Regions from separate parts of the Mus musculus genome. Here region 1 is linked to region 2. Evidence: chromatin contacts called from ENCODE POLR2A ChIA-PET data. All regions are on one chromosome and are shown on one strand. The core of a region is the stretch at or near the end of the contact, and the rest is flanking DNA. Distances in the headings are between cores, read along the strand shown. Region 1 holds the start of Haus7 (HAUS augmin-like complex, subunit 7). Region 2 holds the start of F8a (factor 8-associated gene A).

The links. ChIA-PET counts read pairs that join two places held with the same protein, here RNA polymerase II (POLR2A).
Region 1: POLR2A ChIA-PET joins it to region 2 with 11 read pairs in embryonic stem cell. The contact joins the promoter of Haus7 here to the promoter of F8a in region 2. POLR2A ChIA-PET finds 5 or more read pairs at or near these places in 2 of 5 experiments (Patski and embryonic stem cell).

What each region holds. Positions count from the first base shown.
Region 1 is chrX:73,457,763-73,460,462 of GRCm38, forward strand. It overlaps Haus7 (HAUS augmin-like complex, subunit 7), which reads right to left and starts at 1,267. Exons shown (of 10, transcript NM_028633.3): 1 at 1,073-1,267; 2 at 212-327. The coding sequence starts at 1,177.
Region 2 is chrX:73,226,909-73,229,608 of GRCm38, forward strand. F8a (factor 8-associated gene A) reads left to right here and starts at 1,398. Exons shown (of 1, transcript NM_007978.3): 1 at 1,398-2,700. The coding sequence starts at 1,408. The coding sequence ends at 2,553.

The DNA of each region.
Region 1 (2,700 bases), core at 17-2,516, 230 kb after region 2:
AGCCTCAACACAATCAAAAGCCCAGGAGGCCTGGTGCAGAAAGGGCTTTCATTAAAGTCCATCTTGTACTGCCAGGGCCACCTCCCCACCATCTTGGTCATGGCTCAGTTAGCTTTCCTGGAGCTGGCTTGGTTATGGGACCCTCTAAAATGACACATTCCCATCTCCCCCAGAAGACACTTCATGGAAAGGAAAGAACAAAGAGCATTACCGTATACACATCCATTCCAGTATGTCCAACCGGTACTTTGAGGGCCTACACAGCAGCTCCATAATTGTCTTTGGTTCTGTAATATACAGGCCGTCGAGGAAGGGGCAGTTTACACCCTAAACAAGGAAAAGGCAAGTCAGAGGAAGCCGGTTACTGTGGGGTGGCTAAGCATTTCTATCAGTTTGTGCCCCTTCCTGGCCTTGTCAAAAGTTCAAGTCCCTCATCTTCACCCTACATTTGCTCCTGTGACTTGCTGCCCCACCACTTTTAAGTGTGTTCCCTCTGGGTTTCACGGCCATAAAACTAGGAACATGCCTGAGAATGGGTTAAGAAGACTACGATTAAATCTGAGGGGCAGTGGAGGGAGACTGAAAGTGATCACTGAGTCAGTAGCAAGGGGAGATGGGAGGGAGGTTAGCAAGGGGTTCAATGGGCCTGGGATAGCTCCCTAACTTTACACGGTCATGCTCCTCACTGCTGCATGTACCTTAAACCCACCTGGAGGTCACTGTCTCTGACCCAACAAAACGGCAAGGTGTTCAGCCCATCTGTCCCCTCAAACCCAACTCCACCCACTTCCAGCTCTTTGAGATTGGGGCCCGCGTTCTCCATTTTTCATGGGCTCCAAGTCCCCAGCCTCAATCTTGCAATGGTCTGTTGGAACAGCACGAGCAGAGGTCCGAGGACTCCAAAGACCTAAGACAGATGGTCCGCAAGTCGCCCCCCCCCCCAAAGCTTTGCCAGGGCCTGCCACTGTGGACCCCTGTGGTGCGGTCAATGTCCACAGGAAGCTCCAAATGGCACTGGGACGGGGCCCCACCTGGTCCCCTATCAAGGAGCGGTTCCCCTGGCTCACAGTACCTTCAGCTTCTCGAACACCTCTACAGCTGCCTTGACCACGCAGTCATCACCCACATCTTTGTAGTAGCTGTCATCAGACCCGGCACCGGCACCCTCCTCCGCCATGTTTCGCGCTCTGAACTACAACTGGTTCACGCCCCCCAAGCTTACAGGCCGCCGCCACACTGCTAAAAGCTCACCAGTTTCTTAGGTCTCTCCGCCCACCAACCCGCGCGGCAGGAGCGAAGCCAACCATCGGGACGGGCGTCACAAAGGCCCACCCTCTTTTCCAACAAGCCTTCCCATTGGGCTGCCGCTCTGTCACTGCCTGCGCGCACCTCAGGGAGCAGGGTGCAGAGAAGAGGGTTGGGCGAGGATAGGACAGAGGCGGGCTAAAGGCGGGGCTGGAGGGGAGAGGCAGAGAGGAGGAGGCGGGCCGAGTAGGACTTAACCAAAAGCTGAGTAGCTCCTTTTAGAGGCAGAAGTGAGGGACTCAAAGAGGTCGGGCTCATCCAGGAGGAGGCGCTCCTACCTTGTTCAGGTTCTCTTTGGCAGTAGATGGATCCTGACTGATGAAGGCAAGCTTTGATAGAAAAACTAAGACCATTTCTCGGCCCAAAGTTCTGTCTTGTCTCCTTTGCACACAAAGTCAGAGGGAAAGTTCTTAAATTCAAATCTGGCTCTGCCAATCACAGGCTGTGTGACTTTTGTTTTGGTTTGTGTGGTCTGTTTTGTTTGGAGAACTTTGAACCAGGATTTGGCTTTGTAGCCCAGACTGACTTCAAACTTGTGATCCTCCTGCCTCAGCCTTCAATGCACTGTGATAACAGGTAAGCATTACCACACCCAGAAAACTTTGGGCCAGTTACCTAACCTCTCTGTGCTTCCTTGCCCTCAAATAAATGTTGGATAATGAGAGCACCTACTTCATTGGTTTACAAATGAAGATGAAAAGAAGCAATCATTTCTATGAAATTCCTAAGGTGAAGTCTGACAGGTAAATGTTCATTGTTATCATTATGCTGACCAGGCCCCACATCTCCATCCTACCTTTGGCTTTCATGGATGCTCTTGTGTCTCATTCCCACTCAGTCCGCTTAAAAATCTCTCTGTAGCCGGTTGTGGCGGCACACGCCTGTAATCCCAGCACTTGGGAGGCAGAGGCAGGCGGATTTCTGAGTTTGAGACCAGCCTGGTCTACAGAGTGAGTTCCAGGACAGCCAGGGCTACACAGAGAAACCCAAGAAACCCTGTCTCAAAAAAAAAAAAAAAAAACTCTGTATCTCAGATTCAGTGAGAGGCCCTGTTTCAAAAAGTAAGATGTCTCAGCCATTAAGAAATCTTAATGGCTGGTGCTCTTGCAGAAGACCCAGGTTTAGTTCCCAGTACCCATGTGGCAGGTCACAACCAGCTATAACTCCTGTTCCAGAAGACCCAAAGCCCTCTTCTAAACTCCTTGAACACAGCATGCATATGGTGCATAGACATAAATGCAAATAAAGACGCATGCACATAAAAATAAATATTTAAAAATAATGTAGAGAACAACTGAAAAAGATACCCAACAATGACCTTTGGCCTGTATACTCTCACATACTCTTCCCATATATATGTGTGGGAACGCGCACACACACACACACACACACACA
Region 2 (2,700 bases), core at 148-2,647:
TTAAGTCTTTTTGGCTAAAGGTTGTAAGTGCCTGGTTTGATAATACTTTGCTGCCTGCCTCTTCTATTTATGTGCTGTATTATGTTGTTTATTGTTTTACATTTGCTTGCAATATACATAAATGCACTCATTTGAAACCTAAAGTACATATGTGATATATCACTGTTCTATGGGATAGGTTGTCATTTAAGAGAGAAATTGGTATACTGGCTTTTTTCAGAGGGAGGGAGGGCAGGAGGGCAGGAGGGATGGAGGGAGAGAGAGACAGAGAGAGATTGATCAAGACATTGATGGTTTTTAAAAATTATTTCTTTATGTGTCTGTGTGTTTTACTGGGAAATGAACTCAGGTCCTCTGCAAGAGCAACAAATGCTCTTAAGCAGTAAGCTTTCTCTCAGGCCTCCATTGATGCTTTTAAATGATAGGTCTGCTATGCACAATTCTATTTTTTGGTTCACGATAAGAGTAGAAAATTAACACATCCTTTATTTGCTGAGTTCATTTGACTTTTGGATCAATGGATTGCTTTTTTAGAATTTGGAGGATAGGATCCAAGTGTATCACACCATGAAAAACTAAGGAGAAGACAAGAGAATTTGCGAAATGAAAATTAGCTTCTGTTGTACATCTTGACAAATTATTTTCAGGCACGTAATTCTCTACTAGGTGCAAGTATATAATCCTTTATATATAAATTTAATAATGTACACTCCCCCCTTTTGTTCAAGTTCTGGTAGGTAATCATTTGGACTAATTGAGATAGTTCAAAATAAAGTAAAAGGAATCCCTTCTTTGTTTTTAAATACTTGGTATAAATTGAAACACATGCATGTACAATAGCTAATTTAAAGTGCCTTTGGTAGTGCATGTCCTGCTAAAAATCCTTCATGAAAACTCTTTCAAAATCAATGTGTATATGATTGCAGGTGATATGTATATCAATGTGTATATGATTGTAAATAAGCTGTAAACTAGCAAAGGCTCCCACCATGGCAGGACCTGTACTAGCTTGCTCAGTCAGGTCTCATGTTTGTTGAGGAAGTGAGGGGTACGATGCTAATCCTGGCAGCAGAGAAATCCTTTGCATATTTGACTGGCACTGGACCCGCCCCCTCCATTTGCGTCACTCAAGCCCCACCCCCGCAGAATTTAATTCCATACGGGGACTGTTTGGGTAGGCACCCAGCCCTTCTTCCTTGATTGGCTTTTATAGTCCTCCATATCCCTCCTTCAACAGCACTTTGCACATCACTGTGGCTACAGCAGAGCGCTGGGGCGCCTGAGGCGGAAGCGGAGGTGATGAATTGTGATCCCATTGTGGGCTAGGCGCAGCGTAGCGTTAGTCATAGCTGTTCCCCCTCAGCCCTCCCTCAACCGGAAGTAAGGCGGCGCGGCTAGCCGGTCAACATGGCTGCGGGCTCTGCGTCCTCCTTGGGCGGCGGTGCCTGGCCAGGCTCAGAGGCTGGGGACTTCTTGGCACGCTATCGGCAGGTGTCCAACAAGCTCAAGAAGCGCTTCTTGAGGAAGCCGAACGTGGCCGAGGCCGGGGAGCAGTTCGCCCAGCTAGCCCGGGAGCTGCGCGCCCAGGAGTGCCTGCCTTATGCTGCCTGGTGCCAGCTGGCTGTGGCGCGCTGCCAGCAGGCGCTCTTCCATGGGCCCGGGGAAGCGCTGGCCCTCACAGAGGCGGCCCGACTTTTCCTGCGGCAGGAGTGCGACGCGCGCCAACGCTTGGGCTGTCCCGCCGCCTACGGGGAGCCTCTGCAGGCGGCCGCCAGCGCCCTCGGCGCCGCTGTGCGCTTGCACCTCGAGCTCGGCCAGCCTGCCGCCGCTGCTGCACTGTGCCTGGAACTAGCTGCTGCCCTTCGCGCAGTGGGCCAGCCGGCCGCTGCTGCCGGTCACTTTCAGCGGGCTGCCCAGCTGCACCTGCCCCTGATGCCACTGGCCGCACTGCAAGCGCTTGGTGATGCTGCCTCCTGCCAGCTGTTGGCGCGCGACTACACAGGCGCCCTGGCGCTATTTACACGCATGCAACGCCTGGCACGGGAGCATGGGGGCCACCCGGTACAGCAACTCGAGCTGCTGCCGCAGCCGCCTTCTGGGCCCCAGCCACCCCTGTCGGGACCCCAGCCGAGACCTGTCTTGGGCTCGACCTTGCCCCTCCCGCAGCCCCCGGACCACGCCCCAGGCTCTGTTGCGCCTTCACCTGGCACACTCGGTGCCTTTGCTGACGTCCTAGTCAGGTGTGAGGTGTCCCGTGTACTGCTGCTGCTGCTCCTGCAACCACCACCTGCCAAGCTGCTGCCCGAGCATGCCCAGACCCTGGAGAAGTACTCCTGGGAGGCTTTCGATGGCCATGGCCAGGATACCAGCGGCCAGCTTCCTGAGGAGCTGTTTCTGTTATTGCAGTCTCTGGTCATGGCTGCCCAAGAAAAGGACACTGAAGGCATCAAGAAGCTGCAGGTGGAGATGTGGCCACTGCTAACCGCTGAGCAGAACCACCTCCTCCACCTCGTTCTGCAGGAAACCATCTCTCCCTCTGGACAGGGTGTCTGATAAGTCACCTTCTTACCAACTTGTTTTATCTTTGGGGACAGGTGATGAAACATGTGATCTAGCTTCTGTTTTTTTTGTCTGTTTTTGTCTTGTTTTTCTTTTCATTTCTATTGCTGCCATGTTAATTTGGCTTTGTGTGCCTAGCAA